Regions from separate parts of the Homo sapiens genome. Here region 2 is linked to region 1. Evidence: chromatin loops called from intact Hi-C (ENCODE). Cell type or tissue: left ventricle myocardium inferior. All regions are shown on one strand. Links, peaks and the distances in the headings refer to the core of each region. The heading gives the core; the rest is flanking DNA.

What was found. Peaks named below come from ENCODE experiments on the same cell type or tissue, not always from the same donor. Only the 100,000 strongest peaks of a DNase experiment are listed, where the experiment ranks them.
Region 2: it touches region 1 in a loop (2.6-fold over the local background); 2 of 110 quality-filtered maps call a loop at or near these places.

The regions. Positions count from the first base shown.
Region 1 is chr20:21,046,548-21,051,931 of GRCh38, forward strand. No RefSeq gene overlaps it. Among named protein-coding and RNA genes, the nearest start is that of LINC00237, 57 kb to the right of the region's middle. In left ventricle myocardium inferior, for the core only: a CTCF peak has its summit at 2,447 (motif pointing right); a DNase peak (open chromatin) is centred at 2,454; H3K27me3 peaks cover 5,000 bases.
Region 2 is chr20:20,902,561-20,907,944 of GRCh38, forward strand. No RefSeq gene overlaps it. Among named protein-coding and RNA genes, the nearest start is that of LINC03083, 65 kb to the right of the region's middle. In left ventricle myocardium inferior, for the core only: no CTCF peak of the experiment used is centred there; no DNase peak of the experiment used is centred there; H3K27me3 peaks cover 2,434 bases.

The DNA of each region.
Region 1 (5,384 bases), core at 69-5,068:
TTTCCATACCAGCTGTCAACTTCCTACGGAAAGCTACTGTCACTCTTTGCCTGGGGGCTTTCCTGGCTCAGCCCATGTGGCCAGTGAGGGGCAGGAATGAAGTACCAGGGAGTTATTGACTCCAGAGAAGCCCTTAATTAATGGAAATGGAAATTTCTAGATAAGTAGCCCAACTCTTACCTCTCAGATGGAAAACTCCGATGCATGTTCACACCATCTACAGAGGTGCTGCACCTTCTCCCCAGCTGCTCACAGCAGCCTGATTTGCTAACACCTATCATGGGCTGCTCTGCCTGCTCTCCTCCCTACTGGTGCTTCCTGGCAACATTTGTCTGCAAATTCTCACCTCAGGGGCAGCTCCAGAGGGAATGAAGACTAAGACAATGGGGAACCAGGCTGAAGGGCAGTTGGATCAACCAGCTCCTCAACTGCTGCTTCAAATCCCATGAAGAGTGGAAGGGACACTCAGAGTGGAGCCTGAACTGTGCCCCACCTGAAACTAGATTCAGAAGGGGAATAAACACCCTCACTCATTCAGATGTATTAGCACCAGGAAGATGTACAAGCGAACATCAACACAATTGACAAATCATGCACATGTCCAGAGTGGGTAATTTTGCCACATACAGCCATTCCCCTTTCTTGCTCCAAATTTTGAAAAATTTTGGAGTTGGTAAGGATGTATTACATACTGACTGTATGCCTAGAGCTCTGTGAGACAAGAGTAACAATCGTGAGAGAAAAGGCACACCCCAATGTCACAGCACTAAGAATGCAGTCAGGGAAGCAGTGAGTTGTATTCACAGCAAAGCCACAGAGATGGCTCACAGCGACTCGGGTGAGAGGGTTGCAGAGAAGCAATCTCCACGCTGAGTGGTAATATCAGGGTAGTGATATCACTCATCTTCCCATTCCTAGGGAGCTGCTGTGCTTGGTGGAAGAGGACTTAACCAGCCAAGCTTGTGGGAACCCAAGCTATTTGCTTGGTACCTGACTGCAGAGGACACCGGCATGGTAATTGCCATTCGTGGAGTGCCTCCTCTGTGGCAGGCAGTGTTCAAGGGCTTTTATATGCAAGGTGGTGGCACTTTATGCAAAGGGTACTGTTCCTGAAGAAATCACATAATGCAAAGCTGCATGATTCAACATAAATCCCAAGGAAGGAGGTACTTCTGATCACCAGCCATGTGGCAACATCATAAACCAGTACACAGTTCATTCGACCTATCAGCTTTGAAATGACCCAATTCTAGATTAATTTTTATTTCATGGAGACTTGCATTGTTTCAAATTTGCAGCAAAAATATAAAATAACTAACATTGTATATAATACTAAATTCTCATAAAATATATCGTTATGACATAATCGTCATCTTCATGATTCTCCTAATAATTAAAAGCTAATATGTGTTAGTTAACGTTGCCATTCACTCATCACATAGTAATTCATAAAGAGCATCATGTTTTTAAATACCATAAGCCAAGCAGAGATGTTAACTCAATCTGCTACAAAGTAAATGTTGCCATTATTTCGTTTCGTAATTGGGGAAAACTGAGTCACAGCGAGGTTAAGTAACTTGCCTACAGTTACACAATTGATAGGTGGTGGAAAACTGGGACTCCAGGCCAGGCAGTCCGGCTCTAGAACCTATTACGCTCTCCACCACCAGGCTCTACTTCCTCATTCAAACCTTACAATGGCCCTAGATGGACATATTGCATGAAATAACTGAGACTGGAGTGGTTTAGCCAGAATTCCAACCTGGTTCTATCCAGCTGTAAAACCCACATGCCTGCATTCAGCTCGGCTGCATCCTGCCAGCATCTTATTTCTTGGCTGTATCAGGACCAAGATAGACTTATTCCAGCACACATCAAAGCTGACCTTGTCAACTCAGATACTTTTAATTCAATATAAAATAGAAAAATGCAGGGAAAATCCGTTTTTACCATGAAACTTGATAAGAAGCAGGAAGACATAGTGGTTGGTGACCTTATACCAATAATAGCACACATTTATTAAGTCCCTACTACAGACCAGGCACTGCCCTGGGAACCTTCTGGATGTTAGCTCCGTGAAGCCATATCACAGCCTAACGAGGTCAGCCCTGCTGTTCCTCCGGCCGTGCAGTTATCTCAGAGAGGCAAAGAGGAATGGAACTGGGAGGGTCTGCAGCTGTTTCTCTTAATAGACTGCTCTCATTGGGTCTCTCCTCAACTCATAAAGGTGCAAAGCAGCTCGGATCACGATGGGGAGGAAAAACAGGCAGGAGAGGTAGGTTGCTCAGAGGACGGCAACAGCAGTCCTTAGAATGCCCAGAGGTGAAAGCAGAGAAGATGTTTCCTTCACTAGTTCCCAGAGGCCCCAGAAGAGCTCAAGAGTTCCAGGTTAGGGATACCCTGTGAGCTTCCCGGAGGGCGGGCCCATCAGAGCCCATCAGAGCGCCCACTAGAGGGCAGAAGTGAGCAGAGGGGAATGAGGCTGGCACAAAAGGCACTGGGAGGGTGGAGGGAGAATGGATGCTGGTACAGTGGCCAGAGGGGACTGGGAAGTGAGGAAAATTGCCATGGTCCAGGTGAGGTATGAGAGTCCTCAGGGACCTCCTGTGTCTTTGGGACCTGGTTTTTCTGGAACTTTGAGAGACTGTGGCTCATTAAGGACTATTAGTTACTCTGATAAGCGTAATGGTGCATGCCGTCTTAAGGGCTGATTTTGCTGTCACTTAATTGAAATTTATCCCAATACATCTTCATCAGAACATTTGGAAATGGAACGGGCAAGGCAGCCCCACTGAGTGTATAGCAAAAGTGTGGGCTGAAAACTGGTAATCCACACATAGTGTAAAGAGAACGTGCTATGTAATTCTCACTAAGGTACTGCCCGGCACGGGAGCTATAGAGCTTGGCCCAGAGCCCCTTACCAGCTGCTGGGAGTGTTGGCTGCTAGGGATCTCAGCTGCCTCCCTCACTGCAGAATTGTCCTCAGGCCAAAAGGGAAGCTACTTACCCAGGAGGTTATGAGCCCATCCCATGCGCGGCCAGAGCCCAGTGACCACACCTTACAGGGCTCATAGATGCCTCAAGGGGCATGAACTCCACAGTGCAATTCACACTCCAGAGCTCCCCAGGGGGCTGGAGCTAAATCCCAGGCACAGATCATAGCTTTGCATAGCATTAACTGATGAAGTAGAAATGACATTTCCAGTTACCCAGCAGGGAGGGGTTTTTGAGGCCTACTCTCCATAGGCTGGTTAGTTCCAACTAGACAATACTTTAGAAATTAGCCAACCCATTTTCATCAAGGGTGGAATCCTGTGTGAGGCACTAAAAACCTAGAAACCACCCAATAAGTTAGGTAAAGCATCCACATACAACAATAAAGTACTACACAGATGGTGGAAATCTGGATATAGATGTAGATATCTCCTGGCATAGGAAGTACAAATTCAGGCTGTAGAGCCATGTGAATAGCATGGCCCCTTTATTTTACATTGATTGATTGATTTACTTACACACACATACACACACACACATACACAGTGTCTTAGTGATTGTGGTTCTTCCCAGATCAGGCTGAGACAAGGGCTTACATGTACATGGTCAGTGTATTTTGGAAAGAGACCACAGAAACGGGAGAGGGAGGCTAGAGAAGAAAGAGACAGAGAAAGAGGGATCATCACTACTGTGAACATCTGGGCCTAGGCCTATTTGGGACTCTCTGGAGCACTATGTAGACAGCCTTAGAATCATTCGCTTGAGGAACAGGACAGGGGCATTTTTATCCACTAGATATAGGCCCCATTGGTCAAGAGTTGCCCTATGAGGTGTTCATTCCTTTTCCCTTCCAGCGATCACCTGCACTGGAATGGTGGTGAGTGCTCCATCCTGCAGTGGCAGGGGTGCCCTGAGGCATACAGCAAGAGATAGGCAGGGGAGGTGGAGTTATACCTGCACAGCTGGTGGCCATGGCAACAACTGGAGTTAAAAGATGGGTCAAGGGGCTATGAAGAGGGCACAGGAGGTATACAATCCACATAGAGAAGTGTCAGGAAGGATATTTACCAAACTGTTGACGACAGTCATCCCTGAGAAGGAGGATTCTTTCTCTTCATTATGCTTTCCTGAACAGTTTAACTTTTTTCATAAAACTATACAACTTTTTGCAAAAAAAAAAAAAAAAAAGCCATATCAAAGAAGAAAACATCCCATTTGACTCCCTCATTTTACAGGTGAGTGATTCACATTTGGAGCAGGGCTCATGGACTCGTGGCTGGGAGCTGTCTGCAGTGTGAGCACAGTACTGTGGCCCCGCCAGCCCTGGGAATGTAAAGGCTATTGCCTACACAGCTGCAGCTCAGAGTGGACCATGAACAGACCAGGTAGTGCAGCCCCATGAGGAGCAAAGATGATGGGGCAGGAAGTCCAGATCCAGACAATAGCCACACACCCCTGCCCCCAATCCTGAGGAAATCGCTATTCTGAATGCCATCACCAAGTAGTTTTGCTTGAGCTTGAACTTCATTATTACAGGTCAATTTCCCCAGGAGGCAGAAGCTGAGTTTTTTTAGGCAATGCTCTTGGTATCAACACCTGTGAGGTGTGAATGAAGCAGATTGAGGCTGGACTCTGGACTGGAATGAGGTCTCAAGGTATCAGGTGATCCCATCAGGACCTCCAAGCTGTTGGAACAAGGGAGCTGACTTTATGCCCTGCACTGACGAATCATTGCGGTGTTTGTGCTTTTGGTGTTATATCTAAAAATATATTGCAATATCTGAGGTCATAAAAATTTACCTTTACGTTTTCTTCTAATAGTTTTATCATTTTAGCTCTTACATTTGGGTTTTTGGTCTATTTTGGGTTAATTTTTGTATACGGTATGAGGTAAGGTCCAACTTCGGTCTTATGGGTATGGTTATCCAGTTGTCCCTGCACCATTTGCTGAAAAGACTATTCTCCACTGAATGGTCTTGGCACCCTTGTTGAAAATCAGTTGGCCATGGGCACGTGATTTTATATCTGGACTCTCAATTCTATTCCATTGTTTACATGTCTATCCTTTTGCCAGTACTGCACTGTTTTGATTACTGTTGCTTTCTAGTAAGTTTTGGAATGTTGAAATGAGTGTTAACATGTTTTAACATGTCTTTTTGTAGACACATTCAATCATTTCTCTTGAATCTATGCCTGGGAGTGAAATTGCTGGTATGCATATATTTAATTTCAGTAGAAACTGCATAATAGTTTATACACGATTTATTTTTAGTAACATGTGGATATGAGTTTATACAAATCAATTTAATCAAAACCAATTGCACACCTGAATGTCATCAGTTGTCCTGAATTGCAACTGTTCTTATGTTTTCATGGTGAGTGGTGGTGGC
Region 2 (5,384 bases), core at 205-5,204, 140 kb before region 1:
TTCCTATAAGAAAGAAAACGAGATTGAATCACAGCTTGCTCCCTCACCATTTTACACAAAGTATTGATGTCTTGTGGCATTTTGTGTGCTAGGGAAGTGAGGTCAATTTCTTTTTTTTTTTTTCCCAAGACAGAGTCTTGCTTTGTCACCGAGGCTGGAGTGCAGTGGCGAAATCTTGGCTCACTGCAACCTTTGCCTCCCATGTTCAAGCAATTCTCCTGCCTCAGCCTCCCGAGTAGTTGGGATTACAGGCACCCGCCACCACATCCAGCTAATGTTTGTATTTTTAGTAGAGACAGGGTTTCACCATGTTGGCCAAGCTGGTCTCAAACTCCTGACCTCATGATCCGCCCACCTCGGCCTCCTAAAGTGCGAGGATTACAGGTGTGAGCCATTGCGCCTAGCCTGTGAGGTCAGTTTCTATGCCTTCTTCTTTTCATCCCTGCCTGGATGCTTGAAGAATATGACAAAGTGGTTAACACCATGGGTTCTAGAAATAGGCAGTTCAGATTCTAGTTTTGCTGTATGACCTTGGGCAAGTTATTTCACATCTCTGAGGTTCAGTCTTCTTACCTGAAAATGTGGGCTACAACCCCTCTTCATATGGTCACTGTGAAAATTAAATGCAATAATATGCATAAAGCACTTCAGGCCAGTGCCTGGCACCTAGCATATGCTCAGTAAATACCAATGCTTCACTTTCCCTTTGAAATCTAAAATACTTGATGGGAAGAGGAAAGATATTTATTACCTTTGTAGATTTTAGCCTGCCAAACAACATGACTACTCAAGTCTTTGTCTCGTCTTGTTTTTGCTTTTCTTTTCAGTGTATGGAATTCTCAGCTTCAAACAGTAAGCCTGCATCAGGTCTGTGTCATTCAAGGGGCCAAAGTTCCAGCTGCCATGGCCTTCTTCAGGACAGCAGCCCAGCTAGCTGGAGGCTGAATTGGGCGACTTACAAGTGGTTGCACCTCCACAATGCCCTTGTAGCTCTTGCCTTGGTGGGCATTGTGCTTTGGAGTGGAATCACCTCACCCAGAACTATTGAGATGACTTACGGTTATTAGAGCTGCCATCTTTGCACACCAAATCAGAGCATGAATGTTGTGCCCCAGTCAAGACAATCAGAAATGGCTCTTCAGAGGGAAGTAACAAGGTGGAGAAGAAGACCAGATAGGAGAAAATAAACAACAGGATGTGAGAAAACACCCAGGCAGAGGTGGCAGCCATAAACCCAGCTCCCTACCCATCAGGAAATGGGCCAAGAAATCACCAGGACTATCCCAAGGGAGTTGGCAAATTTCTATGCAAAATCTGGGCATTAGTCTGAATAAATGAATGAACACCGAATACATGAATAAGCAAAGCAGAATGTACAGACTTCAGAGCTCTTGGCAACAAGTGCAAGCTGGGTCAGACATAAGAATAGTGGATGGAGCAAGAGAACAAAGTCACAGACTGAATATTGAGGGTTGCTCCAAGAAAGGGAGACTCCCAAGCACAGGACTGAGTCAGGGAGCTCTGTCTGGTACAAAGCCTCAGTGAGGACCAACAGATAAGGCCCCATGTCAATGAAGGCAGCTACCCAACTGGCTTCATCAGTGACTGGCTAATATTAGGTCCACTCCATTAACTAACCAACATTTCATGGAGGTCTCCAGAGGGACCTTTGGAGCATTTTCAGGTGTTCCAGAAACTAATTCAGAGTGTGCACATAGAAGTTAAATCGTTTCAGGTCAGGCCTTCCTCAGGGAGTTTGTCCAGAGGGAATAATGGGCCCATGCTGGAGCTGGAGGTGCCTCCAGGGCCACCAGCAACCTGCATTGCTCTGCAATTATCAGAAGCTCCATCTTAGTGTGAATTCACAGACCTCAAGACAAGGATATGGGTGCAAGAGAAGTGCAGGGAACACTGGAGAGAAGTGGGGAACTGAAACCTGGAAGTAACGACAGTCAATACATGGTGCATTATTAAGCCAGCTGTCACTTTGGACAACTCAAGCTTAATCTCATGGGAAAATTGGGAAACAGTGCAAAACACATGTCTCAGAATTACCCAGCTCTATTAGGGAGAGAGCTGGGGTATTGATACACCAAATAAATAAGAGTCATTGGCTGAAAGCTGTTTCTTGTGAGGGAGTGTTTATTCCTAGTACTTCTGTCCATGTATTTGTAGTTAGAAGTTGGCCAGAGCACACTGAAATAGTAGGGTCTGAGGTTTATCAGTTAGTTTCTTCTGCATAACAAACCACGTCAAAACTTAGTGGTGGATGATAGTATCTATTCTTTTTTAAATTAAAAAAAAAAATTTCTACCCCTTCTTCTTCTGAAAATAACCCTCTATTCTACTCACAATTCTGTGGGTCAAAGGTTTGGCATCTGCAGTCAGCCATCAAGTCCGCTGGTATCTACATGATCTAGCACGGCTTTACTCACATGTCTAGTGTGGACAAGCTGACTGTTGGGATAATGAGTGTGACTGGACCAGGCTGGTCTCAGCTTCTTCACCTGTTAATAGTCACCAGGTTCCAAGAACAACACAAACGTAAGCCTCCATGTGCAAGTTCTTTTGAGCCTCTGCTGTACTCCACATTTGCTACTGTCCCACTGACCAAAACAAGTTGCATGGCCAACCCAAACTGGTGTAAGATTATCAGATAAAATGTGATATGTCAAGTTCATTTTGAATTTTAGATAAACAAGAAATAATTATTTTAGTATTAGTATGTCCTATTGAAAGATGTGGTATTAGTCAGGGTTCTCCAGAGAAATAGAATCAGCAGGAGATGATAGATAGATGATAGATACATAGATAGATAGATGATAGATAGATGATAGATAGATAGATAGATAGATGATAGATAGATGATAGATAGATGATAGATAATAGATAATGATAGATAGATAATAGATAACAAATAGGTAGATAATAGATAGATAGATATGCAAGAGGAGGTTTTCATAGAAATTGGCTTACATTGTTATGGTTATGGAGACCAAGAAGTCCTACAATCTTCTGTCTGCAAGGGGAAGAACTAGAAAGCCAGTGGTATAATTCAGTTCAAGTTAGAAGGCCTGAGAATCAGGGGTAGGGGTGCTAATGGTGTACATCCCAATCTGAATCCAAAAGCCTGAAAAAAAAGGCTGAGCTCTGATGTCTAAAGGCAGGAGAAAATGGATGGGACAGCTCAAAAAGAGAGAGTGCATTTTCCTTTCCTCCAGCATTTTGTTCTATTTAGGTCCCCAAGGATTGTATGGTGCCCACCCACACCGGGGAGGGCCGTGTTCTTTACTCAGTTCACCGATTCAGACTCCGATCTCTTCCAGAAACTCCCTCCCAGGCACAGCTGGAAATAGTGCTTTACCAGCTACCTGGGCATCCCTTAGGCCAGTCAGGTAGACACATTAACCATCACAGATGTCTTCTCTGACCACCTTCCTATCCCATTTTTCTGTACATCACAGAGAGAATGCAATGCTTTTTCTTCTTTGTACTTTTCACATTTACATAAGTAGTTAGATATTTACGTGTTTGTTTACTAGTTTATTGCTGTCTTCCCTTCCAAATTGTAATCTCCATAATAGGGACCATCAGCATTTGAGCCTGGCACCAAGTGGAGGGCCTGGCATTCAATTAACACAGGCTAAACAAATGAATGAACAAACTAAAGAGCAGGCGAATGAAATAATGAATGCTGTGTGCAGTTGGCCTACCTCAGAGTTTGGGGTTCAATCCCCTCAGAGCCTTTGTCCCTTATGTCCAACCCACAGGAGCCTTGTTTAAAGATATAAATACCCTCCAATGTCAAGGTGACATCACAAATACTCAAGCTTCCATCTTGTGGTTTATTAAAAGGCTGGCTGAACCCTTCAATGCACTTAATTCACCATTACTTTCTTGTTCTTTATTCCCTCCATATGCATTGTGTGAGTTTGTGTATGCATCTTTATATAAATTCTTATTATTCAGGTTCATAAAATATCTTTTATGAGAGGAACTATACATGGCTGACCCAGATGCACACGAGGAAATGTTTCATTTCTCAAGAAGAGCCTTCTGTGCATCCCGCCACCCCCCTGCCATGTGGCTTACCCGGGAGACCTAATGGTTCTGAAAATTGGAGCAGCTGTTTGGCTCATAAATTACTGACCTACTGTGTGCATAACAAGTGGGACTTAAATATAACCAGCTGGGGCTATTTTTGTCAAAACCAGATTTTGAAATCCTGCATTCAGAAAAGCATTTGGGGTGTCTTTCTGATACAATTGTGTGTGGTTGTGTATCTATCTGTCTGTCTGCCCGTCTGTCTCTTTGTGTATGAAAAGAGAGGGGCAGAGAGGAACGTGAAGGGAAACTCAAGTAAGTGGATTTCATGTGCTTTATTAATCACAGACAAAACATATTTTCTTCTTTAGCAAAGCCAGGCTAGTTTATCTAACATTTGTCTAAAAAAAGGTCGCAGTTTATATTAAACCCAAATGCAGGGTCAAAAAAGCATGAACGTATAAAAGACCATGTTTACAAGAGAAAAGGCTGTCAAAGACTGGGCAAGGAGGACTGCTTACCTCTGCTGTAAAACTACCATTAGCACATTCTTCCTTCTATCATTTTTAATAGATATTAAGTGGTTTTAACCAAATCATTATGAATCTCAAAAGATTAATGTTTTAGAGTATATGATGATACTCTTTCCACAGCCCTTGGGAAATCTATAAACAACAAACTGTAAAGAGTGGTTACTAACTTTGGTGGAAGCTTATGGACTCCTTGGAAATCTAATGAAAGCTATGAACCCTCTTCCCAGAAAAAAAAATACACCCACAAATTTGCATACAATTTCTGAGGCTTCACTCACCATTTGAAAGCCATCCATGAATCCTAGGTTCAGAATCCTTTCTCTAAAAGAAATATAACATGTAATCATGTTTAAAGGACATGGAGTTCAAAGTCTTTAAAGAACCTTTGAAATAATTTAATCCGTACTCTCATATACGAGGTATGGACAGAGGTTTGGAGAAGATATGACTTGCCTAAGTCACATAACAAATTTGTGACAGAGTTAAAAATCTGGATGCTGTTTTAAGGCAGCTTCTTTAGAAGCAGGCCCCGAAATAATCATTGGTGTGCAAATGATTTTTAAAAGAGGTGCTCTCAAGGGAGACAGTTAAGAGTGGGAGTAGAAGAACAGAGCGAAGGAGGAAGTCAGACAAGGCTCCCTCTCAGGCAAGATCTGCAAAGAGGGGTCCTGTAGAGAACAGTAGGGGATGGATGGTACCCATGCCAATGGGTTGGGCTTTCATACTTTTGCCTCCTTCCATTACTAAGCGGAAAATAAATGCCAAGGAACCAGTAGCTTGTGGGCAGCCCTCTCAAACAAACAAACA